Regions from separate parts of the Mus musculus genome. Here regions 1 and 2 are each linked to region 3. The links are chromatin loops, found by intact Hi-C in ENCODE. Cell type or tissue: heart. All regions are shown on one strand. Each heading gives the region's core, and the rest is flanking DNA. Links, peaks and the distances in the headings are about the cores only.

The links. A loop is a pair of places that touch in the nucleus more often than their neighbours do. Peaks named below come from ENCODE experiments on the same cell type or tissue, not always from the same donor. Only the 100,000 strongest peaks of a DNase experiment are listed, where the experiment ranks them.
Region 1: it touches region 3 in a loop (1.9-fold over the local background); 2 of 42 quality-filtered maps call a loop at or near these places.
Region 2: a loop joins it to region 3, with 2.1 times the contacts of the local background. A loop is called at or near these places in 4 of 42 quality-filtered maps.

The regions. Positions count from the first base shown.
Region 1 is chr14:76,250,656-76,261,253 of GRCm38, forward strand. 2900040C04Rik (RIKEN cDNA 2900040C04 gene) reads left to right here and starts at 807. Exons shown (of 2, transcript NR_152108.1): 1 at 807-954; 2 at 1,367-1,675. RefSeq lists an enhancer at 3,235-6,557. In heart, for the core only: no CTCF peak of the experiment used is centred there; DNase peaks (open chromatin) are centred at 4,636 and 7,886; H3K4me3 peaks cover 600 bases; H3K27ac peaks cover 1,000 bases; H3K27me3 peaks cover 319 bases.
Region 2 is chr14:76,462,593-76,473,190 of GRCm38, forward strand. All of the region lies in intron 1 of Tsc22d1 (TSC22 domain family, member 1), which reads left to right. Among named protein-coding and RNA genes, the nearest start is that of Tsc22d1, 52 kb to the left of the region's middle. In heart, for the core only: a CTCF peak has its summit at 4,512 (motif pointing right); a DNase peak (open chromatin) is centred at 4,539; H3K4me3 peaks cover 687 bases; H3K27ac peaks cover 457 bases.
Region 3 is chr14:76,305,747-76,316,344 of GRCm38, forward strand. No RefSeq gene overlaps it. Among named protein-coding and RNA genes, the nearest start is that of 2900040C04Rik, 60 kb to the left of the region's middle. In heart, for the core only: no CTCF peak of the experiment used is centred there; a DNase peak (open chromatin) is centred at 4,675; H3K4me3 peaks cover 390 bases; H3K27ac peaks cover 693 bases.

The sequences.
Region 1 (10,598 bases), core at 761-8,760, 55 kb before region 3:
TTGTTTTGCTTGTTTTTTTTAACAGGGAAGCCATGTTGTGGCTGAGACAAAAGGTGAGCCCCTGCCCTGAGCCCCAATCCTTCACTGAGAATCCCTGATGACATGGCCGGTAGCACCCTGGATGCCCCTTCTCAAATCAGATGAACCTCTCTTGACCTTGTTTCTTGTGTTTCCTCCTTCTCCTCTCCTTCTCCCTTCTCCTTCTCCCTTCTCCTTCTCCTTTCTTCTTCTTCTTCTTCTTCTTCTTCTTCTTCTTCTTCTTCTTCTTCTTCTTCTTCTTCTTCTTCTTCTTCTTCTTCTTCTTCTTTGTGTTTTTATCTTTGTGTGTGTGTTTTTCCCACACTTATCATCTGTTTTTATCTACCTTGACTTAACATCATGTACAATGCTCCAATCTATGATCACATGGAAGAGGGCCTTTGAGCATGCCAGTGACTGATATTCTTAATTGAGTTCATTGAGGTAGGGAAGGCCCATCATGAATGTGTGTGTGGTGCCATTTCCTGGGCTGGACCCTGAACTGAAGAGGCTGAGCAGCAACCACTCAGCCTTTGCTTGTTGTTTCTTGACCAGGCGGTCTCAGGCTCCTGTGGCCATGACTTTCCCTTTGTAGCTTGGAACTATGAGCTGAAATAAACCCCTTCTCCCTTAAGCTCAGATTTAGTAGATTTCTCCCTCTACTTAAATCAAAGGCTTCATAACTCTAAGCGAGGTGGCCCGCCAGTCTCCGGCAGTCAGGAGATTCAACTCCCTCTACGTTTCCCCACCTGTGTGGACAAGAAGCTTTTGTTACACATAAATCCTTCGTGCTGTGCTTGGGAAATTAGTAGAATGCTCACACCAGGGCCAGGAAGGGCTAGCAGTGGTGCCTGTGACCCCAGCTATATGGGGCCCCCATGAGAGAGGCCCCAGACCACAGCCAGTGCCTGCAGAGAGTGCTAACAAGGAGCCCGGGTGAGTGTGGTGTGAAAACTTTTTTTACCTTTTATATTGTTTATTGCACAAGCTTGCCTTTTCTCCCCTTCCTGGTTGGATCAAGAATAGGTCACGGTGTCAGGAAGACAGGAACCTATGTTGTATCCCCTGTTCTTGGATACTACTTATGTATATTCAGTGTGTGGACCGTGGCATGGGTGTGGAGTCAGAAGATGATTTTCTAGAATGGGTTCTTGTTGAGGCAGAGCCTCCCTCCTTGCTTCTGCGGCTATGTGTGTACCCCATGCAGGCTGGCCCAAGAACTTCCAGGCTATTCTGTCTCTGCCTCCCATCTTATTAGAAGTGTAATGGTTGTTAGCATCAGAAATGTCCACGGGCAGCCAGAAACTTTACAGCCAGCTTCTGAACCCAGCGACGATGTCATCCCTAGGCGACAAGGGGATGATGACCCTCCTGAGTCCATCACCACAGCACCACCTGTGCATGCTCTATCTGCATCACCTATACATCATCACCTGCGCATCACCTGCACATCATCACCTGCGCTAGTTACCTGCGTCACCTGTGTTACCTACATCATGGTTTGGATAAAAGACACATACCAGCATGTATAGCACTCTCTCTCTCTCTCTCTCTCTCTCTCTCTCTCTCCTTCTCTCCTTCTCTCCTTCTCTTCTTCCTCCCCACCCCCACCTCCTTCAGGGGTGACTCTGTCAATAAAGACCTCTCTAATGAGAACTGTGCTGGCTTGGCATGATCTGTTCATTAATACACCACCTCATCTAACACTGGTTGCATTATTTTTAAAAAGTTTAATTAAAAAAATACTTTATCTTTTGCTACTACTAAGAAATTGAATCTAGGCTCTCGTACATACAAGGGAAGCGCTGTACCACAGAATTACATTTCCCTGCTGCAATGGTTTACCCTTAGGTGCAGCCCAAGGAGTGCTGGGATTGCACATGAGAGGCACCATATTTGTTTGTTTTAAAAGAGAGTTTCTGGGACCAAATTCTGGTTATCAGGCCTCTACCCACTGAACCATCTCCCTGGTCCCTGGTCTTGTATTTCAGACAGATAACTCTCATAGAACTATCGCCATCCCCACCCCCAAAAGGAAACCTTTCCCTTGAAATGTAAAGCCATAATTGTTCGAGCCATGCCAAGCTTTTACAGAGACACACACTAGTTTCTGAGTAGTTGAGGAAAGACACTCTCAGTGAAACAATAGTTTATCTAGAGGTTTGTAAACTGCTCCCAGAACGCTCTTCATTCACACTATCAGTGAAGGAACGGTGTTTCAGGGGCCTTCAGAGAGACACTCAGCAACAAATAGGCAGCTCGGAGAACTGGAAAGATCACAGGAATGTTAGGTTCACAATCGCATCTACCAAACCACAAGGCAAAGGCAACTAGGCATTCGGTCTTTGTAGCTTCCGAGCTGTGAGTGCTTTCAAAGGGTGGTCAGTGAGCCAGAGATCTAAAGACTGGTGACCATACATGGTGAAATGAACAGTACATGTGGATTCTGAGGACACTTCGGAATGGCCATGAGCAATGTTCCTGGTCAGTTACAACCGGCTCTTCCAGCCCTGGGAGTGTTTCAGAAGCACCAGGCCAGCCACATCTCCTTTATTGGCACGCTGAAAAGCACTGTGTGTATTGTTAGGTGGGTCATCTGTCATCTAGAGTGCTGGTCCCTGATCTTGTGTCTAAGGTATGAATATACCAAGATTTAAGAGTTCACTGAAACATGGGGCTGGAGAGGCTGCTCAGCAGTTAAACGCACTTGCTGCTTTTGCAAACGACCCAAGTGCAGTTCCCAGCACCGACGTGGGGCTGCTCCCAATCATTTGTTAACTCTAGTTCCAGGAGATTCGAAACCTTCTTCTGGCCTTTCTGGGCACCGGACTTACATGCAGGCAAAACATCCTTACAGTAAAATGAAAACTAGAAGGAGAGAGGGAAGGGAAGGAGGAGGGAGGGACGGAAAGAGAGAGAGAACACAATCTAATGTGTTTATTAAAAGGTAAAGAGAAGGGAGAATATGTTCTATGGGGGTGTGGTGAGGTATGGGGAAAGGGGGTGTCTCAGTGGGCCCATGCCGAGGCATCCCATTCCCCTGAGGGACCAGCCACAAGACAGTATAGTATAGAATAGAGTTTATTCAGGGCATGGGGAGGGGAGTTAGGAGGGTAGTAGAGGCAGAGAAAGGCAAGAGAGAGGGAGAGAGAGAGAGAGAGAGAGAAGTAGAGGTCAGCCATGAGCATGGGGGGGGTGGGGAAGCGGCGAGGGGACAGAGTGGGAGCAAGAAGGGAAGAACAAGAGAACAAGAGAGAGCAAGAGAGAGAGGAGGGGGCAAACAGTCCCTTTTATAGTGGCTGTTGCCAGGTAACTGTGGGGAGGAGCATACCTGGCTGTTGCCAGGTAACTGTGGGTGGAGCTGAGACAGAAGGCACAATCACATTCATTCATTTCTTAGCTTTAAGGAAGAAGGAAATTGTGACAGGTACAACAGGGATTAAGTACACCAGTCACAAACAGACACTACTCCCAGCATGCTGTTCATTCACACAATCTACGTGAGTCTATTGGGTGACCTGCTCAGATTAATACAAGCAGACAGTAGAAAGGTTTCCAGGGGCTGGGGAAAAAGACCCTTTACTAAATACAGAATTTCAGTCTGGGAAAACAGCTCTAGGGATTGTACAATGGAAATGTACTAAACTCAGGAAATGTGGTTATGATGAAATCAGACACGGTCATCCTAGCACAAGTAGGCCAGCCTGGACTACATCATAAATTCCAGTCTAGGTTAGACCCTATCTTAAAGAAACAAACCAACAAAAAGGAAAATGAGGAAAGAAAGTGCATGGGGTGATGAGCTTTATAGTCTATGTAGGTACCACAAGTCAAAGAGAATTTAAGAAACGTTAGCCACCTCGTGAGATGACGTGTAATAAAGCTCTGGCGATGTGTGTGGCTCTGCTCTCAAAATGCTACACTCTGTTCCAGTGAGAGGAGCCCTGATTGAGCAGTCCGACTGTGACAGGGAACAACTCGAAGCGGAACCTGAATTCAGGGGCCACACCTGTCATGCTGCCTTAGGCTGAAGGGCCAGGCATACTGCCAGGGGTCAGTCGCCACACCCGGAGCTCTAGACAGCCTGAGTGGCAGGCAGTTCATAATGAATTCCTCTATTAGATTCTGTTACAAGCTCCCCTCTGCTTCTCTTTCATGGCAGAAGAGCGTAACCAGTCCCAGTGCCCATGTGCACTTGGCATGGGCTCTGTGGAGCGTCCCACAACAGAGAGTCCTGCTCTTCTGACAGGGACGCTTGCTCTCGGAGCCACTCTACCCACTGGCAGGCCAGACGCCCCAGGACGCCTGCGGGGGAGTTGGGGGGGTCATCAAAAGGAATTGCTGACTCTGACTTTAAAGCCCAAAGTTTCAAAGTGCCCCATGCTTAAGGCAGCCCTGAATGAATTCACGGGTCGTGAGTGCGTCAGGCCTGGCAGCCCGGGAGCTTGGACACATCGCAGTGGTGACCTGGTGCCACTCCAACCCAAACAGATTTGTCACAGCCGCACTGGCTTCCAGCGCAGCCAGAGCGGCATTGTGTCTGACAAACCAGGCCTCTGTCAGGACAAAGGGGGCTCTCAGAACTCGCTCTGCCTTGGCTCCTTCACACCCAGAAAGAGCCAGGGGACCTCTTTTGTCCGCCTGGGGGAAACAAAAGCGATTCATTTCGGCTTCGCACCAGCACTGACTACATTCTTTGCGAGCAGCCAATGCAGGGAGGCCTTGCGGCCAGCTTTCCACAGCCCGGCTTACCCAGAGCCTGCTGAGGGCCAGGGACTATTCTAGGCACGGTCACCCGAGTTAATCCTCCCAACAAAGCTATGGTGAAGGGATTAGCTCCACTGTAGTCATGTGGAAACTGAGGCGGGGAGAGGGGAAGGTCACTCAGCTAGCGACCAATGGCAGAGCCAGAATTGCTATGGCTACTCAGATGACCGAGCCCTAAATTGACTGCGGTTTCCAACATATCCCGTCTACACATCTCATAGGCCTCCTGGAACCTCCATCTGCGGCCACCCTGGCTGGGACCGTCTGCAGTGTTCCTGACACTCTCCGAGCATCCAGGTCAAATGAGTATGCAAGGAGATTGGGATTCATGGAGATTTTTCTAAATTTCTTTCATTATTTTTTTTTTTTTTAAAACGATACAGAGCCTTACTAAGTAGTCTTGGCCGGCCTGAAACTCCATACGGAGATCAAGCAGGCCTTGAACTCAGAGGTCTGTCTGCTTCTGCCTCCAGGGTCCTGGGACTAAGGCATGTGCCACCACACCTTGGAGAAGGGGCTAGAGAGATGACTCCGTGGTTAAGCAGTGCTTAGTGCTGTTCCCCGAGTTCAGTCCCCAGCATCAGTGAAGGCCAGTTCACAACCAACTGTAACCCAACCTCAGGGAATCTGACACTGGGTTCTGTAGGTACCTGCAGTCTCAGTCCCTCTTTCCCAGCTCTCCGTCTCCGTCGTCTCTGTCGTCTCCGACTCCGTCTCCGTCTCCGTGTCACACACACACACACACACATTTTTTTAGGCCATAGTAAATGTCCCAATTCTTTTAAGCCACAGGGGGGAAAAGTCCCTTTTAAATAAAAGGATGTTTATTACATTGTAACAAAACAAAGCAGGCAGAATTTTTAAAACCATCCCACTTACAGATGGGATGGTACATCTGAAGTGTTAATCCTGTGATGGTCAGCCGCTCCTACTGAGCATGCTCCTTCCTGCTTCAGACCCTGATAACCAAATTCGCTCGCACAGTTATACATTGCCCCTTCACTGTCCAGATGCCCCATCAGGCATTTCCAGCCTTGCCTGAAGAAATGTGCCCTCCCTTACTGTTTTCATTATAGCCGGCCAGCACACGCCAGTCTCAAACATGCCTGACAGAAGCAATTGAAAGGAGAAAAAGCTGAGTCTGTCTCACAGTGTCCAAAGCTATCAGCTTTGCGCTGATAGTTTGCGCTGGTTGTTTGGACCTATGTACTGAGTGTCTTGGAGGGAACGCACATCACAGGAGGCCGCCTACCCTATGGACACTGGGAAATGTCCTCTCCATGGGGACGCCTCCAGCGACCTAACTTCCTTTCCACAAGCAAGAATTCCACTGCCTCCTAAGAGTGCTATTGGCTGCCAACCAAAGCTGTACCATGTGAGCCTTGGGGAGACATTTACAGATCAACGGGAACAAAAGTCAGATGAAAGTCTCTGGTACAGCATTGAGTCTGAATTCCTCTCAACAAACGCAGTAGGGGGCACTACTGATTGTCAGCCCCTGACCTCCACACAGCCACCTCTCACCTCACCGACCAGTGTCACATTGACTACTGGTGTTTCACACACCATCTAGACACTAGCTTAGAAAAATCAAGTTTTTGAATCACCCAAGTTTCAGATTCTAGGTTTGTTTTTTGTTTTTTGGTTTTTTTTGAGGCAGGTGATGGGTAACAGTGGCCATTCATTGTCTCTTCAGGTCACTTCCTGGGAGCATCTTAGTTTGGGTTACTATTGCTGTGATGAACACCATCTCCAAAGCAAGTTGGGGAGGAAGGGCTTATTTGGCTTATACATCCATATTACAGTTCATCACTTAAGGAAGTCAGGGCAGGAACTTAAACCAGGCTGGAAGGAACCTGAAGGCAGGAGCTGATGCAGAGGCCGTAGGCTCTTTAATGGTTTGCACCTCATGGGCTGGGCCCTCCACCGTCAATCACTGATTAAGAAAATGTCCTACAGGCTTTCCTGTAGTCCGATGGAGGCAGCTTTTCTCAAGGCTCCCTCCTCTCAGGTGTCTTTAGCTTGTGTCAAGTTGTCATAATGCTATCTAGCACAGGGAAGCAAGCTCATAAAGCAAAAACAGAAGATCTAAAAGTCTAAGGAAGGGATACTAAGGAAGTGGGGTGGGAGCAGGCAGAGGAAGGGAGGGGGCAAGTATTTGAGTGTTCACTGTTTGCCCACAGGCTGGGTACTAGAGAAACAGTGGTGTGTCCCCCAGGGTTCTAACCAAAAAGAGATGCTTCATGCAAATTGCTGGAGGGTGTATTTGCAGACATGGCTGGCGCCATCACAGGAGATCGCAGGAGATGCAGAAGAGCCAGCAGTTTTAGGAAAGTGGCTATCACTGCTAAGCCTAGAGGAAACAACAGCTAAAGGAAACAAACAAAAAGTTTGGTGGCCACAATTGGGTTTCCAGGAATGCTGCCCCCACCAAATCTTCATTCACTGGTGAAGAGTCTGCAGGAATAAATACCCACAGTACGGTAGAATCCCACTGCACAGTGGAAGGTCGGAGGGTCATGGGATACAGTTCTTAGACCGTATGGTGCATTGAATGTGGCGAAACAGAGTGGATAGGTCTGGGGCCAGCAGGCAAACAGAGAGACTATGGGTAACAATGAATGGCCACTGTTACCCATCACCTTCCTCAAAAAAACAAAACAAAACAAAACAAAACACCAAAACCTAGAATCTGAAACTTGGGTGATTCAAAACCTTGATTTTTCTAAGCTAGTGTCTAGATGGTGTGTGAAACACCAGTAGACAATGTGACACTGTTCGGTGAGGTGGCAGGTGGCTGTGTGGAGTTCGGGGCTGACAATCAGTAGTACCCCCTTCAGCAGAAGTGCTTAGGACCAACTCCAGAGAAGTAGGCAGTGGAGAAGGTCTGAGAGCAAGGCCAGTTTCCTGCCTTAGGTCTTAGGTCTCCAGAGATTGAATTTCTATTAGGTCGGGGTCTGAGGTTCTCATTGGAGTAGGGAGGACCCACGAGTGAAGATGTAGGAATTAAAAAAAAAAAAAAAAACATTTGGTTTCTCGGAGGTCGGCTAGGTCTGGTGGCCTCAGGAGTCCAGGCCTGACAGCAACCACCTGTGATCTTGGCTGTGATGGCATCACATCTGGTTTTCTCTAAGTTCCCAGTAACCACCATGGGCCCAGCAGGGGAAGTCAGAGAAGAGAGAGACAGTGTTTTCCTGAATAAGAAAGCAACTACCCTCAGGATCGCATAGGGGATTTGCTCAAAACAATGGGAAGCTAATTTCAAAACCATACTTACTCATTAAAGCAGGTCTCCCAAATCTGCCCCAAGCATGCTAGCTTACTTATGCTTCATGTACACGTTGAAAGTAATAAAACACTGCTTAATTAGACAGCCTGTAACTCCTTTTGTTTTGTTTTGTTTTAATTGCTTCCTGGCATTCTGTAGAGTCAGTTTAATTAGTTGAGGTTTTCCTGAATACCTCTGTAAGATGTGTGGAGTGTGTGAGCCTAGGCACCAGGGGGTTCTATTTAGAGGTCACTCTGCCTCCCACCTTCTTCCTGCTGGAGATGAGGAGACCGTGAGGAAAGTCAGAGGTCAGGCACTCTTGAAAAGATGAATCCCCTGATGCTGAATGAAGAAGTGGAAGAAAGAGTGGCAGAAACATTGGCTTTGGAATCTTGTTTATTGATTGATTGATTGACTGATTGATTTGTTTGTGTGTTTTGCTATCCTTTTCTCTATGTGCTCATCCATGAAGCAGAGACAGAATCGAATACTTCCTTGGACTGAGGATTAAACACAAGAAGAACCACAGAGCAGCTCCAACAATGGAGTACTCTCAAAAATTGTTTCTGTTTGTTTGTTTGTTTGTTTGTTTGTTTTCTTTCTCTAAGTGAGGGGAACAGGGTCCCGAGAGGACGTTAGGAAATGTGGACAGGTCCTGGTTTGGGCAGATGACTCAGGGAATTCTGTTGGTTTCCTGGTGTGTTTGTAACAAAGAATACCAGCCTGAGTGGCCCCGAAACAAAAACCTGTGTCATGGCTCAGGAGCCCGAAATGATGGTGCTGGGAGGGATCTGAGAGAGAATCTGCTCCATGCTTTATCCCCAGCTTCTGAGAGACTCGGGGGTTCCTGAGATAGTGTGTGTGTGTGTGTGTGTGTGTGTGTGTGTGTGTGTGTGTGTGTGTGTAAGTGTGTACACATGCCCACAGAAACCAGAAGGGGCATTGGATCCTCTGGAGTTGACTTATAGGCAGTTGTGAGCTGCCTCAAATCCTCTGCAAGAGCAGTAAGTGCTCTTAACCACTGAGCTATCTCTCTAGTCCTTGAAATTTCATTAAAAAAAAAAATAACAACTTTGGTCATGCTGGATTAGAGCCCACCCTAACTTTTCTTAACCTTAGATCATGGAGCGCATGCACATGCTTGTGCATGTGAACACACGCCCTGGTGAATGTGGAGGTCAGAGGACAACCTCTGCCAGTTGGTTCATGCCTTTCACATTGTTGCCTAGGCTGGCAGACCCGCATAAATCCAGACAGCCAATTCTCTGGTCTTCAATTCCATATCTCCACAGGGGTGCTAGGATTATCCATTCTGACCAAATATATATAGTCTTTTAAAAAAATAAAAATAAAACAAAAACAAAAAAACATGAGGCCTCCAGGTCCTCAGGCTTGTGTAATTAGGTTTTTTACCCACTGGGTCATTTTTGCTGGCTCCAAGCTATGACATTTCAGTTTGTTAGATTCTTTCTGAGAGTTTCTATCATTTCTCAAGAGCTGGACAAATTTTTCAGTGTTTAGAGCAAAGTTAAATAAACTTTATGGGAAATAATTGGTTTGGACTAAGCTTCTGTGTGAAGCCCCAACAGACCAAAACACAGGTTCTTGAACTAAAGATCTGTCATCACACTGAAACTAAGTTGTTATTCTGACTCTCAGAGAAACCAGGAGAGGAAGAGAGTAGATAAGTGCCCAAGCAGGCTGGTGTTGCTGGTGTGAGGCGGAGATGCTTGCACTAACTGAGGAAGCTCTACTTCATGCACGACGCTGTTCTTTCGGGTGCTCTACTGTTCTTATGAAAGGCCAGCAAAGCTCACCTCTCTTCTGAGGAGATGCTGACAGACTCAGGTAGAAATCACAAGAAAAAGCCAATTAGGTCATCTAACTAAATTTGTTGACGCTTTATCTTTCAATAGAAGATATGCATATTTCAGGGAAAAGGACTGTAGTTTTCACTAGATTTTTTTTTTAAATAGGCATTGGGTATCTACACAGGTATCATTTCTAGAGAGAAACATCAATCGATAAGGGCTGGAGATGTAGCTTGGTGCTTGCCTACTGTGCGCCAGACCCTGGGTTTAGCCCCAGAAAACCCCCCACCCTGCACACACACAAGCAAGTGTGGGAAAGAAACTTCAAACTTCAGACAGAGCAAGGGACCTGGGTTTTTTCCTTTTTCATTCCAGCTAAGTGAAAACAGAACGTCATAGAAGGAGCAGAGACTGAAGGCCCATTTATTTTGCAAGGGTTGTTCTTTTGTGCCTTTGAATCACACTAGGTGTTTCTCAGGAAGCTAATTGGCTAAGAGACTCTTTTCAGAATCTCTGCTTGGGACTCAAACAACCCATCTAAAAGCAAGAGGACTGGCTGCCCTTTCTCGGATGCTGTTTCCTCTTCTTGATTATAATTCCTCATTCCAAGTTTACCAATTGGCTTGTTTGCCTTCAGCTGGTTTCATTCTAGGCCTGACCAATCAATTCCCTGAGTAGTAGATCTGCTCTCACAGAAGCTGTGTAAGTGGGAGGTGGAGCCCTAACGCTCATAA
Region 2 (10,598 bases), core at 1,355-9,354, 160 kb after region 3:
GCTGCTTCATGGCCCTGGTTGACTCGTGGGGACTGGAATTGAGTCTCCGGTAATAGTTTCTGTCAGGCACTGTTTCTAGTGGTTTACACAAGTTCAGGATCAAAAGGAGAATGACTAAGGAAGCAAGCGTGGCTTATGAGATGGACAAGCGACAAGGCCTATGAGACAGCCTCTCTTCCAGTTAGTATGTTCCTAATGATTACCTCTAGGTTTTGACCCGTGAAGACCTCTTTCACGCATCACAACAGTTGCAGGTCTCTGTGTTCCATATAGCGACTAAAAGGTATATGGCAAACATTTTTAGCAGTGAGATTTTAGTTGACAGACACAAAATCATGTGAGTACATTTGAAAATAGGAATAAAAAGGCTTGTGGTTGAGGTTTGTGGTTGAGGTTTGCAGAGAGAGGCCTATCAAAGTGCCAGTCACACATTAGATCCCATCCAGTGAGCCAGGCTAGTGGGGGTAAACCCCGTGGGCTGAAGCCCACTTCACAGCAGAGAACACCAGGTCACTGTAAGGCTGACGGAGATAGAGGGATCCTGCTTGATCCATCACTTTTAAACCTAGCCTGGTCTGGAGACTGGGAAGGCCTTTCTGAGAAATTGATGCCTGTTTATTGAAAATGGCTCCTGAGGAGGGCTGCTAAGGGTTAGGACTGAGAGCAAGCAAACTAGCAGGCAGCTTCAGGGTCCCTGGAAGAGCTAATACCAACTTGGACTAGGAGAGGTTGACATTTACTGTGAATTCCTAAGACTTATCGATGGATGCATATGATGTAAAGGGGAATTGGTTCTGTGTCTAGAGGGAACACTAAGTCCCTTTGAGTGCATTGCTCGGTGGGGATTCAGATCTGAGCCCCAAGTTCGAGGGAAGAGTCTGAAATGAAGGCATTGGCTTGGGAGCTGCCATCTTAATGGTGATCATTAATGCAGTGTAGGAAGCAGTGTGACTGCCCAGGAAGTGTGTGGAGAAGTCTGGGGTTAGAACTGCAGCCCGAGGGATGGAGGCTGCTCAGGAGAGCTGTGGCCAGGACCACTCCACTATCCAGATTTCCTTCCAGGCTCCAACCCAGTCACATCTCATCTGTCCTCAGTGTTTAAATTAGAACCCATGTCAGCTGTGAAACTATCTTTTTTTCTTTCTTTCTTTTCAAAAGGCTTTTTAAAAAGGCACTTACAGGAGTCAGCATTTGCTCTTAATAATAATCAACTATACTCCAACACAAAAGATTTTTGACTTGGCAGGCAGTTTCTTGTCTGTTTAAAAAAAGCATGTGTGTGTATTTTTGCTTAGCTGGCTCAGTGAGTGGGTGACTGTTTGCATATATAGTCATGTTGGACAACTACCAGGCTGGCTGTGTGTTAGATGCTAGAAATCAGATTTAACCCTAACCTTAGTGTACCAACAACTTAGTGACAAAAATAAAGGGCGGGTGGATATTGTATAAAGTTAACAGCTTCCCTTTCTCCACTCACATATAAGTTGAACTTTATTGTTAATCCCACCGCCGCCCCACCCCCTTCCCCGTGATAGTGACGTGTGCTCAGCTGTAGGAAGGCAGAACACCGGGCAGAGATTTCCTTCATGTTGTTTGGAAATGTTTGAAAGTACACTTGGTATATACAACTTTGCAGGTTACTACTACTACTTCCTTCTTCCTTTTTTCTCCTTCTCTTCCTCCTCCTCCTCCTCCCTCTTCTCCTTCTTCTCCTCCTTCCTCCTTCCTCTCTTCTTCTTCTTCTTCTTCTTCTTCTTCTTCTTCTTCTTCTTCCTTCTTCTTCTTCTTCCTTCTTCTTCTTCTTCTTCTTCTTCTCCTCCTCCTCCTCCTCCTCCTCCTCTTCCTCCTTCCTCCTCCCTCCTTCCTCCTTCCTTCTTCCTTCTTCCTTCTTCTTCTTCGCCTTAAAAAATGTCTCCGTTTTATCACAAATTTTCTTTGGAAACATTTTTAGTTGTTGTATAAAAACATCTGGACCCTCCAGCGTTGCCTTCTCTGTTATGTTGCCACGTGTTGATTTCTTTCTCCCGCTCCTTGCCTGCGCTCCCCCCGCCTCCCTGCAGTAATGAGCACTCCAGTCTGTGCACTCCTCTGCGCGTTACCTCAGGATTGCTGCCTTGGGTGAATTCATAGGAGTTGATCTGCTGGCAGAATACAAATGTGTCTTATGGACTTCATCATGTTATGAAGACTGGCAACAGCAGGAACAGGTTCCTTTCAGACCTTACTAGGTCCTGCCATGAGTTTTCATTTCCAGGGTCATTCTTTTTATTGCTATTTTGTTTCCGATAACTGTGCCAGCTGATGGGGAGGTAGAAGTACCATTGACTTAATTTATATTGGGTCTGGAGTTGCCGCAAAAATTTAGAGCCCCCTTGTTCAGTAGACCGCTCTTACTGATTTTTATTTTAATGCATTCTTTAACATGTCTTGGCAAGATTGTTAACTTGTCACACCATGCCTAGGACGTGGGGTGTCCTGTGTGATGTCAGTTTTTAAGGAGATACTCCCTAGAAGTCTCTCAGAGGATGGGGGCTGCATGTCTGACTCTGCATCTACACTGGCAGAGAGCCCAGGAGAGACAAAGGCTTTGTAGTAGGAAGTGAGCTTGCTCAGGGCTCAGAAGAGAGTCCTGGGTGTCTGGAGCAAAGGGCCAGCGATTTAGCCAACATTGAGACCAGAGGCTAAAGGGGCATACACAGAGGGGAGGGTCCAGTGCCTTGCAGGAGCCATGCTAAGGACTTTTGAGGGGAGCTAGGAGAGGAGGCAACTGGCTCTCATGTTCCTTTGTTTGTTTTGTTTCTTAAGATCCTTCTGGCTGCTGGGTTGGAGATGACAGACAAGTGATCCTAGACGCAGGGAGATATGTTAGAAAGCTACTTCTGTTGCCCTGGTGACAAGGTTATACGGATTCATTCACCTCTCCTGCACTTTTAGCTAAACGCACATTGTGACTATCAATAGTCAAGATAACTAACTGCCAGGTTTGCCCCATGGAAAACTAAAGCTTGCCAAATGGAAACACTGTACCCAGAGGATTGCCCAAGTCTAACCAGCTAAACCTGGGCAAAAACCGTTTGCACGTCAATCTCAGAGGCTTATTGTCAGCTGTCGTTGAACATCCCTGTGAGATTAAGCTATAAATGGTATGGTGAATTTAGAAGGATGCCTGTATTCCCGTTTTATATCCGAAGAGCCGAAAGTTGGGACATTTGCAGTACTGAAATAGAAAGGAAAGCACTTGTCAGCTTCTCCCAACCTCAAGCATCATATGAATCACGTCAGAGGTTGAATCTTTCCTAGTCCTGTCGTAACTTCAGCGCACAGTAGATGAGCTCAGGGTTTAATGTGTGCTTTGCTTTGTATTATCTTGACAACCTCATGTATGTATCTGACTCCCCAGGCACAGGGACAGGCCTCTGTACTCCCCGTTGTCACAGGACCCATGTGGTCCCTGTGCTAAGCATCCATTATGCTGAGTTACATGGTGCTCTGCAGACAGAGATGAAGTTTGGGAGAACTTGTGCACACAGGGAGACTGGGGAGGTGCGGCACACTTGGGGGGGGGTACGAGGGCCAGGGTAAGACTCCTCCCACATCGTGTAATCCACTTATTTCATTCCGTGTTGCGGTTCGATAGGAAGCACCTCACCTAGTGAAATGGAATGAAATTGACATTGCAGGGCGCTGTCTTTTGTTTCTATCATGGGACCATCTTGGGAAACGTAGGGCCCTCCTTCGTCTCTCAAAATGAAGAGTTTTAGAGTTCTGTGACATTTGCTTGCTTTTAAGTTGGCATCCAATTCTTGCGCTTTGTAAATTTGAAAAAAAAAATGTAATTTTCAGTAAGGTATTTAAGGTCAATGTAAAATAATTCGGTTCTTGATTCTTTCGTCATGATGATGATGTTTTGATTCGGGACAGTTCTGCCTGGGCTTGGCCTTTCCTCCCTCATCTGGGCATTGCCGCCGTTTTCTCTCACCGGACACACTCTTGTGTAGGATGTGAGGGTCGTTCCCTTAGGTCTCTGCCTTTTCTTCATCTTCCTCTGCTCTGCACAGATGTCCCTAACTCTTCTTGGCCGTCTCTCGAAGGAGCGTGCGCTCTGCCTCCTGGTGGCCTGAGCCCCCTCCACCCCCCACCCCCGGTCCCCCGGTGGGATTGCCCTGGTCTTTTAGTCACCCATGTTCAACAGCCTGGTCAGCTCGTCAGCTCAGACTGTCTTCACTGGCCTCCAGCCTGCTGGTTCTTGAGCCGCAGCACTGGGACACAGCAGGCAGTGAGTGCACAGTCCCCGCAGTTCTATAACTGCCTTGGTGGTCTTCTTTTCGTTTTCTCGGGGCCTTCTCCATTGTCCTCGTTTAGCATCCACAGTTGAGACACTTGATTATTAGCGAGAGAAACTGGTGATGAGCTAGGCTCTAAGACCACTTATCTCCTTCACAGCCGCAGCTTCCTTTACTAAAACCCTCTCTCGCAGCACTCAGCTTAGACAGCATTAGTGGCCGCTAGGGGGCCCTCTTGCTCCTAACAGAGCGCCTCCACACAGTGCCTTCTCTTGTTTATCTTTTCTCAGGATCCCTGCTTCCTCTTCCCCATTAAGGGACCACATCTTGCAGGCTCTACCCAATGAGATGCCCTCTTCCTTTGAAAGCACTGCATGCATTTTTTTTGTTGTGCTTTTAACAAGTTCCTGCCTACCTTCGCTTCTTACCACCCTCTTTGCTTTCTTCATCTCTAAGTTGGGAGCAGTTAATACCCACCTCTGGGCTATTGTGAGGACTAAGTATGTTAATATATGTTTAAAAGACTTTGGCTTGCTGATAGTCCAGCTTTCGGCCTCTGCTTCCCATCGTTGGGGTCACAGATACCCACCACCAACTTCAGCTTTTTCCCTGGGTGCTGGAGGTCAAACAGTCTGTCCCTGTGCTGGTTTTTTTTTTTTTTTTTTTGGTTTTGTTTTGTTTTGTTTTTGTTTTTGTTTTTTTTTAAGTGGGTGCAGGAGATATGAACTCCAGTCCTCTCCTGCTTGTGCAGCAAGCATTATATTGATTGAAATATCTTCCTAGCTCCATTAATACATGTTAAGATTAAAAATCCGCCCCTAAGTACCTCCAGGACGGGGCATGTTTTAATCGTTCTGTGACTAGCCCCATAGAATCTAGCATGGTGTCTTAAACGTAGTTGGCACTTCCTGAAGTACCTTTTGAATCAAATTGAAGTTTATAAAAAAGCCGAGTTATCCAATAACAGCCAAAGTCTTTTAACCATATATTAACTTACTTAGTCTTCACAATAGCCCAGAGATGAGTACTGAAATGTGCGAAGGGTGTTTTGAAATGCGGTCCTTTAAGCCAGCACAAGGCAGTTTCATCAGTCAAAGTGAGGTCACTGAAAAAACTTTCTGGGATCGTTTAACAAAGAGCATGTGGTTTCCTTGTTTAATTATATGGTTTGGATAAAACAAGCCTAATGTCGTTTTAACAAAAATACACATTTTAACCGAAACCATACAAAGATGACGACTATGGAGCCCCTGGATGCCAGAACAGCACATAGTTTTAATACTTGGAGAACATAGTCAATCGTTCGGCGGCCTCTGTTGGAGACAGCCTTCTGCATGCCTATATGCAGAGCACAGCTGCCCAGGAGCAGTGTGGAACTGTCTCCCGGTACAAGGGTTCTCAGCTCCCTCGCATGCTCATGCATTTCGCTAGCAAATTCAACTAGGGTGTTTAAGAAGGGGTGTTGAAGATTAAGGTTTGCTGCTGGCCTCCATGTTAAATCTCGGACGGTTTAAACATATGATGTCAGTTTGGGTATCAGTTTTATTTTCCATGATCTTGATTGAAGGAATGATAGCCATTATCACTGGGGCAAATGATACCCTCATTTCACTTTAGATTATTTTTCATCCGTTCACTGAAGACTTTAAATGGAAAGTTTCTGGAAGCTTTAAAAGTACCTAACGGGTTAAAATAATGCTAATAATTCTTCTCTTGGAGAAGACTTTTATCCTAGTAAGCAAAGCCGGATTGAATGGCCTGAGCTGGTTTTATTCCCCTGGACAATATCAGGTTACAATGTATACCCTCTTCCAGGCTGGAGGTCTTCCATGTGTTTGGAAGTACTGGTAGGAAGCACCAGCAGGGGCTCTGTTTTACCTTGGCTGGGATTCCTGCATGAAGTCCAGGCATATTAACTGGCATGCTTGACAGGGTTGTCTCTCTATAGGAATGCAAGCTCTGTTTTGTCCGGACAGTATTAGCGTATTTTTAGTGGTGAAGTGTCTCAAGTGTTTCTAATTGAAATAAAAAGCAGAAACAGCCAGGAATTCTGAGGTTGGGTTTGAGTAGCTCAAGTGGAGGGAGGGAGAGGATCGAGTGACCGTGATGGGATACTTACGACCCACATTATCAGTGGCCAGCTTTGCTTCCGTGTCACCTGTCTATACCGCCTTTGTCTCAGAGTAAAGATGTCTCTACAGCAAATGCTCCGGTTTGCTCTGCATTAGAGTTGGAAATACCGAAAAAAAAATTTATGTTGTAGATTATATCTTCACCCCTTCTTTTCTCAAACTGACGACATCTTGGGCCTCGGGATGATTTACAAACCTATTAGCAACGACAGCTCTGTGAAAATTCAAAGGTATTTGCGTATGGCTTCTTGTACTTTGGGTAGAGACCATTTATTTTCTCCCTTTTTCTACCAAGTTTACTTAGGTTTATAGATTCCAAGAATGGAGCCCCAGCAGACTTCTAGGGGCTCCATCTTTATGTCCTCTGCTTTAATCTGTATCTTGGGGGTACCTGCCCGGGAGCAGAGCTAGCAGCCTTCATCCTAGGCTTAGATAACTTGAGAAGTACCGGTTATGGACGTTTGCATTGTAAGGCTGTCCAGAGTGCTCCCTGTGCTAATAGGGTCCTGTGGCTGACTTTCCCAAGGCGTGTTTGTGCTGTGCGAGCTGTGCCCGCCCGCCCGCCTGCCTAGTCTCACTTTCCTCTGTTTATCACTGTCTTACAACTGCAGTTAGTCACAATGATCAATCAGGCAAATGCTGAACACCTTTGGTAAGCCCACTACTGCAGGGGTCCAGGGGAAGTTGTCTGTGGTCTTTAGTTTACATGCCTGGTGTTGCACTGTGAATCACTGAAATTAATTTATAAATATTTGAAAAGGGCAGGTTTTTAAGGTATAGGCCAGAGAAAATCGCCATGTGGAGGAAGGGTTCATAGTAGCAGAGTGGCCTGACTATAGTAGCAAGGGTCGTGGAGCCAGGCTCAATCTGCATATTGGTTCCATGATGTGCTAGCAAGGTGAGCTTGGTCGGGTAACTCGATTCCAGTCTCCGTTTACTTGGCTGTCAAGTGGGAACAGAGCAGTCTGCCTGCTGGATTTCTTTACTGAAGTTTCTTGAGAAGTTTGATGGCGTCTGTGTGAATGGGTTGACCTTTGTTTCATGGTCCTAGAATGGCACTACTTAAGGACTGTCCTCGGGTGGTGGGAAAACCACCTCTCAGTCTTCTGCATGCAGTAGTTTGGTGAAAAGCCTTAGTTAAGAGGTAAATAAGTTAACATATTATAAACCATGTAGGTGTAGTGCTTATCATCTTAACTGTTACTGGACTCGGTTTTGTCTCTGCAAAGCATATAATCTTTCCAGGTTAATATGCTCAATACTCCCATTCCCTACTTTCCAGATTTCCCAATTCCATGCCCGTGAGACTCAGTTTGTCTCCTAGGCACTCGGTGCGGGCAGTGGCAGCTTAAGTCCCTTCCCTGGCGAGTTAGGACCACTGTGTGACTTCCATCTACCCCCTGCCTCCAATTCTTGGTTTAGATTCAGGATTCTGTTGTTTTGGGGTTTTTTTGTTTGTTTGTTTGTTTTGTTTTGTTTTTTGCTTTTCTACCTATTGTGTTTTACTCCCTTCCTAGCTTGGGTGTTCTGGGTTACACTGCTGGTCTTCTCATTCATCCCATTTGTGTTATCAACTTTAAAAGTCTGAAATTATCCTAAGACCAACTTTCAAAGGAAAACAAAACCGAATCCCTTAGATTTCAACCCCAGTTACTACCCATTCCACTCCTCACGATGTACATGAACTATCGTCCTGTAATTTTAGATTTGTATTTAGTCATTCTACAAGTTTGATGTTACCCACGCAACAGTTGCATTTTCCTTTATTCCAATGATTTGTCAACTGTACCTTCTGATTCATACCTTTCTAATTGGGTTGGCTTACTTTTCTTAATGAGATGTTTTAGATGTTTCACAGCAACAAATGGCAGGAAGATTTCATTTTGCATCCTCTCTGTTTCACTCTCTTGAAGTATTCAGTCCCCGGGTCCCCCACTCTGGCTTTGAAAGTGACCCTCATTAGCTAGTCTTTCTGAACCAGTGGTATGTTTTTGAAATGTCTCCTAGGAAAACTAATAAGAAATCTAGTATTTACTACATACGGCTTTGAGGGTTTTTGTTTTGTTTTGTTTTGTTTTTTAATTGAGAAGACCACTCCTATTGGCAGAATTGTTGGACGGTGAAAGGCCGAAATAACTCAATCGGCTGTAAATGTCAGGACGGCCGCCCCTGCTGTATTTGGAACATTACTTAAAACCTTCTTACAAGTATGTGTATGTCTAGGTCGTGCCAACATCTCTGGATCATGTCCACCGTCACTGCCTCCCGCCACGACTCCCCAGGATCCCTCCCTCATATCTCCGAGTCCATTCCTTCCTTTCATAATTTTTTAATGAACGTACGTTTTTGAAAACCATCGAGTCCAGCTAGCGCCATCCATGTGTGCACAAGTGTGGGCTCATCCACTGGAGAATGCGGCTCCTCACCAGTGACCATCCTAGAGAAAGCGGCTCTCCCAAGGCAGTAGCTGCTTCACTAGGGGCGGGGCCTCGGGAGCCCCTCCCACCTCTCGCCGGCCTTCTGATCTGGCTCGACCTTGTGCAGATTGAGTGTTCAAGCGTGCAGCAGCCACATCGTGACCGGAGACTCTGCCCTGCGATCTGTCCTTACATCCTTTCCTCCTTGTGTCCCGTTCATGGCTGAGGGCTCGTGGTAGCTTCTTAGCGGCACTGTGAACAGTCAGGCATAGATGCTTCTCTGACTAAGGTTGGGAGCCACGCCAGGCTATGGATAGAAATGTTTAGAAGGCAGTTTGGTAAAGTGATCATGTAGAAAAACAACAGTAACAACAGATACCAGTAGATTCTTCCTGGCCTGTTACATCCCTAGATAAGGATTTTGCCTAGGTCTATAGTATCAAGTATGAACTCCCTCCTGTGGAGCATGCCAGCATCAGTCAGGATTGCTGTTGCTTACCCTGATAGACAGTCTTGTGGCTACACCCCCACTTGATAGTCTTTCCTGACAAGCGCTACTGTAGCAAGTGAGGGTCCAGCACTGAAGTCAGGGCACTGATGTCTTTCTCTGGCTGCAGTCCGCCTTGCCCCTTCAGCACTGTGACAGCAGGGACTTTCCGGGCAGTTTCAGATTGATCTGCGTCCTGTGGAGTTTCTGCAGCACGCTATCGCTGCAGAGCTATTGTAGGTAGGTAGGAGCGGTGACGGGAGCCTGTGCTGCCTTGGGTGTCTCTGAGACCTGTCTGACAGTAACACTCGGGGAGGAGATTCCTGCCTACCACTGAAATTTTCGTTTAGTAATTCATGTCCTTCTGGGAACAGCAATTACAAATGTAGGGTACTTCTGTTCAAACTCTCCCTTGGAAAAAGATTATATTTTCAGTGTGGTTACCAACTAGTGGGGTTTCAGATGGGCTTCTACGAAAATGAGAATGCTGAGAACTAAACGTTTAAGCAGGAATGGGGAGGGGATGGGAGAGGGCTTAGCTTTTGTTTAGTATTCTGTTTATATTACTTCCCCCCCCCCCAGCAAACTTGTACTTGGAATGTTACTTAAAACCTTACAAGTATGTGTATGTCTAGGTCGTGCCAACGTCTCTGGATCACGTCCACCATCACTGCCTCCCACTACGACTCCTTAATGACAAACAGGCAGAGCTCCCATTCTCTTAAGTTTTATTTTCTGTCCGTCGTCCTGTGATGTCATGTAAGTGGAGCACCATGTGTCTTCTGTGGTTTCAAGACACATACCCCATGGTGAGCAGCCTCTGTTGACTTACAGTGCCGTGGGAGGCACCCCTCAGCCAGTGTCAGTGTGGTGCAGTAGCAGTCAACAACTGGACTAACTTCTAGAATGGTGTGTAGTTGCCTCATGCTATCAACATTCCGTTGTGTTTGCTGTGATTATTACAGGCTTAGCCATTTCTGTCATTAGCTGCCTTTCCATCCTAGACTAACAAGAAAGAAATGCTCAGGCACATTTCTTGCCACAGACCAACTAAAGTTCTGTGCACGTCTACATCAGTTGGAAGCTCTTGGGATGGGTTAGTGGGGCAGGGGACGAGGACTGTGTGGTATACTCTGCAGCTTGCAAATGATCATGTTCTGCATAGTCCCATGTAGAAATGAAATTCTTATAGAAGGAACTGGTTTCAAAGAAGATGTTAGCATTTCTGGAATTGACGGGAGCTATCTTCCGCCTGTGAGGCTGAGTTGAGGGCGCTTCA
Region 3 (10,598 bases), core at 802-8,801:
AGCAGGTGCACACACCTGCACGAAAATAAAAATAAATATTTTTTACTGAGAAATATTTCCAGCAATAAAAACATGTAATAAAAGCAAATACCTTTGTATACTAAAAATTGTATGGATTTTTTGCCTTTTAGTTGACACTGAATTCTGTTATTATAAGTACTATAAATTAAGGTAATTCTTTTTGGCCCAGGGAGCATCAAATCTATACTTACAGGCCTTTTTATTTAACATATATATGTAGAAAATAGTAAGTTTCATTATGAGATTTTTTTTCATACTGTATACAATAATATACAGTGATCATATTCATATTTCAATACCATCTTGTATTTATTCTTTCTCTTTTTTGAGGGTGCATTTTCCCTCACCAAGAACCCCCTCTTCTATTTAGGTTTATAGTTAGGGTTACCTTTCAAATTTAGAGTCAATATACTAACATCTAAACTTTTAATAGTGTGCCCTTGTTCTCCCACGGGTCTGTGTGGTTGCGACTTCACCAGCCGCCCTTCCCACCGCTATATGGGTTTCTCTTGGAGCCTCTGCGCTGTGTCTTTGTTGCCAGAGGCTCCGGAATGCAGGAGGGATACCTGGGTACCTTCTTGATTTCTCTACATCTTCCTCATTCCTATTCTACCTCCTCTCTCTAGGCCTTGGTAACTATAAGAGCTGATTTTATTCAGGATTTTAAACTGCATGCTAGGGCCAGCAGGAGAGCTATATAATCAGCAGTATGAATAGGAGGGAAAAGGCAGGGCTTCAGGGAGGTCCTGAGGCAGGGATAGCAGCTATGGCTGGAAACATCTGGGACTGGGGCAATTGATAATCATGATAATAATAAGCATTCAAATAATTGCTTAGAGTTTACTATGCACAGGCATTCTTTGTCTAGTCATGCTTACGACTGGGCAAGATTTTCAGATTGTAAATGAAGAAACCCGAACCACTGGCAGGTGAGTGAGTTGCACAAGCCTAAGCAACAAAATCTCTAGCTAAGGATAGGTTCCAAATTCAATGTGCTTTTCGGTGCCTGGATGGAGACTAAAGGTGAGGTGTGTGTTGGAAGTTTGGTCCTTCATACTGTGGCTTAATGGTCTTTCAGATTACTGTATCTACAAACTTTAAAGATACCCGGATTCCCAAGATCTGCCCTCAGAGATTTTGAGTCAATAGTTCTGAGGGACACATAGGGCGCTTGCAAGTTCAGTGGTGCAAACCGATCCTGCAAAAGGTCTCTGGCTCCTTCTGCAGCCCCTCTGCCCAGGTAACACTGAATCTTGGGGGAATTCTTCATTGAGTGAGTGCTATAATGATGTAAAGAGGAATAGACCCTTAAACGTTTATTATCTGGGGATTGGAGAGAGGGTTTGGTGGTTAGTGGTGCTTGTTGGTCATGAAGAGGACCAGAGTTCAGGTCCCAGTTCCCAGCACCCATGCTGAGCAGCTCATAAATGCCTGTAACTCCAGCTCCGGGGCATCTGGGACCCCTCATCTTGTCTCCAATGGTACATATGTGCATACACTCACATCAACACGGACATATAAATAAGTAATAAGCACTATTATCCAAGGAGTGGTCCGTTCTAATCTGAAAGGATTAGCGCAATAAGTAGACTGTTTATGTCCCTTCAAACGGTGTGTTGAAGTCTTAGTCCCCAGGCAATGACAGATGAGCTGGGGGTCTATGGGAGATGAGTGGGAACAGCTCCAAAGGAGACTCCAAAGAGCAATGATGCATCATGGACCAGGAAGAGGACTCCATCTGATACCAATTCTGCTGGTGCTCTGATCTTAGATTTCCCAGCTTCCAGAACTGAGAAACAAGTTTCTGTTCTGTAAACCTCCTAGTCAAAAGTATTTTGCTATGGAAGCACAAATGGATTATTAAAATGATCAAAATTTGCTTTCAAATGATCTGTCATTGTTTAATAACTGACACACCTTTATATCTGCGTTCATGCTGGACTCACTCCTATGATCTCTGTCCATATGACCAGACCTCTCTTTCTGTGGCTTCCCATCAGCAAGCCTGTAAGCCAGAAGGCCACAGCTGCATCTGTCCTCAGTCCTCAGTTAGGCAGTCCTTGTCACTCCATGCCTCTTCATAGCAGAAAGTTCAGCCAACCATCGTTGTGCCTGTGTTTAGAGCAAAGAAACACAAGCCAGACCAAACTGTAGGTTAGGATGTCAGTGCATTAAAAATCAAACAAACAAATGACAAACAAACAAACCCACCCAGTGCCCACAATCACTGCCTGGCTTCCTCTGCCTGAATTGTGGATTCTCTCCCTATTTTATAGGTTTAGTTTTCTGGAATGTCTAAAATCAGATAGATGTATTTCTTTATAACTGTAGTTTGTTTCTATTCTGATTCACTGTGTCTTAAGTTGTGTGGCTTGCTTTTTTTATGAATTTTATCTGCCTTTTAATCTCTATGTGAAAATAAACACCCATCTACTCATAACTTCAGTTGTGGAAGAGGGGCCCCACTAAGAGAGTTCATTCAAGTGCTCTGAGAACAAAGCTACAGCGAGCCATGGGCGTTTGATTGGTTCAGCCTGCCTCTGGTTCTCCTGATCCATGCTGCTGTTCCTTTCTCGTTGTTTCCCACAGGAACGCGTTCCTGAAAGGCAGAGTCAAGGGAAGGAATTGAAAGCCCAAAGACCATTTTCTCTCTGTGTGGCAATTGCTTCTCAAAGCCCTTCCAGAGACATAGAAGCAGCAGGGAAGAGGGGCCTGTTTTCATTTTACCAAAAGAAATCCTAGATCTCCCCCAAGGCATCCACCAACCCCAGGGGATAAATAGCCTCCAGCGAGTCGAGTCAGCACCGTGAGTGCGTACTGAATGCCTGCTTTGGACCAGGCACTGCAGAATCACCCCACACAGTTGTAGACGATTAACAGGTGTGCCACTTCTTTCAAGGCACACACATGCTGGTCACCACCTGTGGATGTCTTGCTTGATGGTCCCCCTCAGCCTCAGGAAGCATGTGACCACAGCGAAGGCTTGGCAAAATCTCCTGAAAGCCTCCAGAAGAGCACAGTTCATTGTGGACAACCGTGCTGGGGGCACTGGGAAACTGCTTCCTCCCGCATCCCCATCCCCCGGATCTAGTTGGCTGATGCTATCCTGCTACTTCACCTATTTATTTATTTATTTATTTATTTAAGTGTCTCATCTTCCAAAACGCCCCTTTGAGGTCAGGAAATAGCTCTTTCTCGGGCATCCCCTTCTGTGCTGGATAATTTTTGTCATCTTGACACAAGCTAGAGGTATCTGAAAGGAGGGAGCCTCAACTGAGAAAATGAATCTATAAGATCAGGTTGTGAGGCATTTTCTTAGTTATTTATGGGGGCAGGGGAGAGAGACAACCCATTGTGGGTGGTGCCATCCCTGAGCTGGTGGTCCTGGGTTTTCTAAGAATGCTGGCTGAGGAAGCCATGAGGAACAAACTAGTAAGCAGCCCCCCTCCATGGCCCCTGTACCAGCTCCTGCCTCCAGGTTCCTGTCTTACTTGAGTTGCTGTTCTGATTTTCATTGAAGATGAAAGCAATGGTGACCCTGACTAAGGCAGTGTTCCCAAAGGATGGGTTGCAGTAGTCTCTCTCCCTTTCCTCTCCAATAGCATGGGAGCAGAAGATGCCATGAGCGGATGTGTATTGGTGACAAGGGTCAAAGCCTTCCTCTGCTCCCTGTGCTGAAGTTATCAGTGTGTGCAAAAACTAACAACTGCACCTCTCCCTCCCAGGATGACGGCAACTCGAGGATGCGCCATACTGAGCCCTTCTAAGAAAGCCAACTAACTTGCCCCCCACCTTGCTGTACTTAATAGAGGTGCTTGTCTGTGTGTCTGTCCTTTCTTCATCCCCTTATTGGTCCAGTCAGGTTCTCAGGATCAAGCCTTGTGGGTACAGGGAACACAAGGAGTTGACCATTTTATTTACCTATAGCCACATGACTTAAGTAAAGCTGCAAACTGTTCGTTTCCAGGTAGTGTGATGACCTTTGACCCTGTGGAATACTTTCTGATTTCGTCTGCACAATAGAGGAGCAGCCCCTCCCCAGTACTGTAAACACCTGTAGCTGGTAGAGGGTCTGGGCACAGCGTCCACATAGACTGCCTTGCAGGAGAGATGGGGCTTCCGCCTGCTTTCATAACCTTAGAAAAGCTTTCTATTGCATCTATTGATTGTGTGGTGGGGAGAGGAGATGCCATGGCTCACATGTGGAAGGCAGGGAATGACTTTCAGAAGTCAGATCTCTTTCCACCGTGTGAGTCTTGGGGATTAAACTCAGGTCTCGGGCTTGGAAGCAAGCAGCTTTGCTGTCTGAGCCATCTCCTTGGCCCTGGTCCTTCATATCATCCTATTAGAATGATATGAAAGAAATCAGGTAGGAAAAGGATAGGAAAGATTGGGACCATGCTAGACCCTAGCTCGTTTCCAAGACATCATAATAACTCCAGGGTTTGGTGGGTCTAAACATGTAGATGGTAGAATTAGAGAGGCAGGGGCACGACAATTTGGGCTTCTGGTTAACAAAATATTTACAACAGGCAGGCGGCTTCACAGGGGTTGGGGTGGAGCTGTCTGGGCCATCAGGCTGGAAGCAGGACCCTTGAAGCAGCTGATGTAAGAATGTAGTGACAAGTTTCAGCCCTCAGGGGAAAGAGAGAGAATTCTGGCAAGGAGGAGGCCGATGGCGAGACTCCAAGACAGGCAGCTGTGGTTTGGGGCTGGGTTCCAGGGTGAGCGGGGACCGGAGTCCAAATGTGAGCTGAGCAGGTGCCCAGTCATATGCCAGGCTTGGCTCCAGGAGTCGGCAGAGTTTCTGGAGCAGGACATGTGAATGCCAAAGAGTTCTCCTTAGGCACCCCCACAGCTAGGCTTGGGGACACAAGACTGGCTCCTCCTACCCAGTGAGAGGCAAGGGTCTCACTGTGTGATAGAGCTAAACCTGGGTAGGCCCAGCTGGGCACTCCCAGCAGGTGGGTAAGTTACATAGGTGTCCTGAAGTTGAGTGATTACGTCATCACTCCCTTTCCACCTGACCCTCATTTCCCCCACTTAGGCAGCCATTCTTACAACCGGGAACAACTGGGGTCTTTAAAAGATGTCAGTAATTCTGCCTTAAATCTCTGAATACAGAAAGAAACTATAGATAGTAGACATGTGCCTGAGTACCCTGAGATGTAAGCTTACCTGGGTCTCACATACATGGCGGCAGCTGAATTTCTAAAAACCTATATTGAGATCCTGGGTTTTTTTTTTTATTTGTTTTGTTTTTAAGATATAGTCTTCAGGTCTTACTATATAGCTCTGGCTAGCCTAGAGCTTACTATGTAGAACAGGCTAGGCTTGAACTCATGGAGATGTGCCTCAGTCTCTGAATTCAGCTAGGATTAAAGGTGTGTGCCACCTCACATAGCAAAATCCTACTTTTGTAAATAAACCCTCCTAGGAATTGTCAAGATGACAGTGCCTGACAGGACACATACATTCTAATTTTTTTTTTTTTTATTTAATTGTAGACATTCAAAACTAAGTATCCTTACTTTATCATCAAATACAGTTGATTTTGTGTCCTTTAACTCGTTCTGCTATTTGCTTTGTTTTCAATAATGCAATAATCTTAAGAATGTGTGTCTCATGAAATTTACAATGATTTGGAAGATATAATGTTTTATTCGGAAGGATAAAGTAATCAACAGTTGGGTTTTCTAGCACTTTGAAAGAATGTACCAGCAAAGTTTATGAACTGACAGACTCCTGAGTTACCAGGAAGCAATCTCTGCTGTAATAAATGCCATCCTGTCTTAAAAGCCAGCTGGAGTTCTGAGCCCAGGCTTCACCCTCTGTCGTGTGGCAGCTAGTGTTGTCCTACTGTGTAGGAAGGATTTCATCTCAATCCTTCCTGCTAGAAACTTCTGGAGTCTCACTGTGACAGCACCTCCCACTTGGCACTTATCCTCCGGGCCATCCTTGCAAACACACCTAGGAATATTGGCTACATCCTCCCTGGATAATTCTCACAATAGTTTTGCAGTCCTTTATCTGACCTACTTGGTCAACACGGCGCCTTGACTCACAGATATCGGGTAAGAGAAAGGCCTGCAGCGTCACTGGGCCATTCCTCAGGGTGGGGCAGGAGAGAGATGCAACTGGATCTGCCCCTTTCATTGGGAGCATCAACTCCTCAGGGTACTCAGAGTGAGCCTGGGCTCCGGCTGCCTGAGGAGGGACGAACCTCGCCTGGTCTTCCCCTTTGCCTATAGCCATCCTCCCTGTGGTCATCATTTTTTTTTTTTCCCAGACAGTTTCACTTTATAGCCCTGGCTGTCCTGGAAGGCATGCTGTAGATCAGGCTGGCCTCCATTTCACAGAGATCTGCCTGACTCTGCCTCCTGAATGCTGGAATTAAAGGCGTGTGCCACTACTGTCCAACAATGGTAATTCCTTAAGTTATACTTTCTATTTGTGTGTATGTGTGGTGTATGTGTGTATGTGAGTTGTGTGAGTGTGTATACGTGAGCTGTGTGTTTATCAATACGTAAGCAGTAGAGGCCGGAGGTCATTAGAATGCTCAGCGCCACTCTACCTTACTTTTTGAGACAGGGCCTCTCCTTGAACCTGGAACTCACTGATTCAGCTGACTGGCCAGCAAATATAACAATCAATTATCTGATTCTGTCCCCTAGTTCTGGGGTCACAGATGAGTCTTGTTGTGCCTTGCCTTGCCGTGGGTACTGCAGGTCCAAACTCAGCTCCGACCTTTCACACTAAGTACTGAGCTGTCACCCCGGCCTGAAGGTTTATTTTTAAGATGTACTTTAGGGCTGACAAAGTGACTTAGTGAGTAAAAGTGCTTGCTGCCCAAGTGTGATAACTGAGTTTGACCCCCAGAGGTGGAAGGAGAGAACTGACTCTACAAGCTGCCCTCTACCCCCCCCCCCCACCACGTCTGCCACGCATGCGCACACTCACACATGCGCATATCCACTCAGTGCATTCCCCCCCACTCCCACTCCCTACCCCCCACGCATGCCCACACATGTTCCAGGCCAGTCAGGCTATATAAATGACACACTGTCAACCTAACCAAAACATGAAACAAAAGTCCACACGTTTTGCTGCGTTCTAGCAGTGATGCGGCCCCTACCACAGCTTTGCAGTTGAAACAGCAATGACCATTGGCCTAATTTTACATTGACCTGTGTGTGCTCCTGCACTCGTTTGAGCATCTGGGAGCATTTTGCAAAAAAGACAAGTGATTTCTTCTTTTAGTTTTATGAGACACTTCCGGGGCACACCAGAAGTAGGAGACCTTTAGCCCCACTGCCTTTCCCAGAGACTTTTTCTAGAAACAGTTTCAAGGGATTTCATCCATAGTCCGCATCTCTACCAAAGGGCAATTGAGAAAGGGAGGCCAAATAAAGGAGGGGAGACAAAGCAATAAAAGCTCTTTTCTAACCAGTCTGCCAGCGTTTAGATGCTGTGTGGTGGTCCCTTCTCCACACCCCCTGGATGCACACCTGCCTGTCACTGCTCAGGGCAGAACTGATACACTGGCGAAATGGATGGAACCTTCCGTAGGGATGAGTGGGATAGATTCACCAGGAGATAGAGGCCATTCAGTCCCATCTGCAGTGTTCTGGGACTCTGGAAGGTCATGCGCCCAGGACATGGAAAGAGAAATTTGGGTCTGTATTTGAGTCAGCATGAAGTAGCTCTGTCATTTTCTAATTCCCATTTAGGAGCATCGGGCAGCACCTAGAAGTGATGGGAGTCTGTAGGTGAGGGCTGTCTAGCATTAGCATGTAATTACCATAGATTAGCATATCATTAGCATGCCACTATTACAGACTTAGGATTTGCCTGGTGCCTACCCCAAGACTCAGCTCGACTTGCTCACACACCATCTTGCACATGGCGGCAGCCCCAGGCTGAGGGAAAACAGTGTGCTTACCACTTGTCCTGAAAGGCACTTCATTTCGTCTGTACTTTAGCATTTAAAGTTAAAAGATTTTCCTAAACCCACCAGTGACAGAAACCCAATTTGAACATATTTAAGGAAAATTGGAAAATGATAGGCTCTTGGGAAATCTAAGCGTAAATCTAGGCAGCTGAATCTAAGAGGTGAGGTCGTGCAATCATGCGATGTTTTGCCGTCTTCTGTCTTCACATTCCCTGTGTTGCCGTCACGTGTCTCCTTCCCGCTCTGCTGCTGCAGTGCCCACAAAGATCTCTAGCCTTACACATCACCACAGCGGAAAGCAGAAACAGCCGGGGAGGGACACCCTAGGGAGTTTTGTCCATTCTTGAAACAGCAACAGTGAGTTCTGGCCTAAATCACGTGTCCAGTTTTTAAGTTAAAGCATATCTTAAACTAACCCAAACCATATTGTCCAGGAACTGGGATCCAGGGCAGATAACCCATCTCTGCCTTTGGTATTTAGCTTTCTTGATCAGTCTGATATGCCCTAGAATCACCAGGGAAGAGAGTCTCATTGGGGGATTCTCTACACGGGGTGGCCTGTGGGCAGGTCTGTTGGGGATTATCTTAATATGTTAACTGATATGAGAAGACTCAGCCCACTGTGAGCAGCAGCATACCCTGATCAGGGGCGCTAAACTCCATAAGAGTACAGAGGTAGTGTTAAGTCCCAGGGAGCAGGCGAGCATGTGTGTCTGCTTTTTCCCTCTGCTCCTGACTGTGGCTGGGATGTGACTGATGTGACTAGCTGTTTAAAGCTCCTGCCTTGACTTCCCCGCAATGACGGATCATAACATGGAGTTGTAATAGACAGTCAAATTCCCTTTTCTCTAAACTACTTCTTAAAATGTTTTGAGATTATAATTACATTTCTCCTTCCCTTTCCTCCCTACAAACTCTCACTCACCTTCAAATTCATAGCCTCTCCCCCCCACTTGTTATTGAATATATATGTATATTCCTAACATTCCTAAATAAAACCTGTTTAGTCCATACAGGGTTGCTTGTATGTATGTTTTCAGGGCTGACAAGACGTTGATTTTTATTTTTATGTGCATGGGACTTTTGCCTGCACATATGTCTGCCCACCACATGCGTACATGGTGCCAGTAGAAGCCAGAAGAAGGTGTTGGATCCTTTGGCACTAGTGTTCCAAATAGTTGTGAGATGTCATGTGGGAGCTGGGGATTGAACCTGGGTCCTTTGGAAGAACAACCAATGCTCTTAACCATTGTGCCATCTCTCTATTCCCAATGTTGCTTTTTATCAGGGCATTTTATCACACCAGTAGAAATGAACACTTGGCAAGCAGCTATATATGTCTGTTTTTAAAATCCATACTATACTTAGGCTGTATGTAAATTAGATTTTATACATTATCATGTGTTTCCTGTGGCTCATTCCCAGTTAATATGAGAAAGAGCAAGGATTCTATGCTAGTGATTGTAAAGACAGACATATGAGGAGGGAAGGAAAGGTTATACAGTGGCCCTAAATATATAAAAGTGAGTGGATCAACTGACCACGTTCATTAGTGGTGAAAAACCAGAGATGACCTGGTAGAATAGTTTGGAAGATACTAACTTTCTTTCAAGTCATTTTTTTCCCCCAACCAGAAACGTTCATTGTAGGGGATCAAAGTATTTCTGCTTCTGGTTTGGGTGGATAAACAGGGAATGGATTTAACCCCCTGCCTTTCACAGCTGAAAGTCTGGAGAAGATATAAGAAATAACGTTCCTCAGATGTTACCAACAGGCAGCACAGAATCATGATGCAGGTGAAGAAAGGGTGAGCCTGTAATTGCCCCAGCTCGTGGCCTGAAGGCAGCTTCCAGGCTGGTGTCCAAGGAAAAAGAAAAAATGCTCAACACTCAGACTGGGTTGGGGGTGGGTGGGTGTAGACATCTGGATAAAAGTGGTACCTGAGCCACCAGAACCATGGAGGTGCAGAGAGAAAGAGAGGGAAGGAGGGGGGACAAAGGGAGGAAGGGAGGAGAAGAGGAAAGGAAAAATATCTCTATTAAGGGAGAGAGGAGGAGGGAGGAGAGAAAGATAGGCAGGCAGGCAGGCAGGCAGACAGACAGACAGACAGACAGACATCTGCAGAAGGATCTCTTTGGCTGAACACTGATCTATGTCACACAGGCTTCAGACACTTTGTTTCCACCAGCCAGAGGAGAAAGCTCTAGATCCCCCAGGAAGGGAACTCTCCTTATTCAGTTCACCATGATTATATAGCTAAACGACTTCTGAACCAAATCTCATTATGGCGAAAAGCCTTGAAAAGACCCACTATGTCCAGAAGTTAATGCTGTGCTGGAATAAAGCCCAGTAATCGTTAAGAGAACACGACAAAACCCAGCGACTACAATGTAGAATCATAATGTTAGGCATTTAGTCAAAAATTGTCAGGCAGAGCTTGAGAGGTGGTTAGTTAGGTCAAGGCGCTTGTTACCAAGACTGGTGGTCTGACTTCTAGTCCCAGAACCCACACCGAAGAGGGAAGGAAAGTATAGAAATGGTAAATTAACAGACAATAACATTGAAGCATCTACTTCAATGATTCACTTTATATACGAGAAAGAGGCGACGATCAGGACCACAGTGA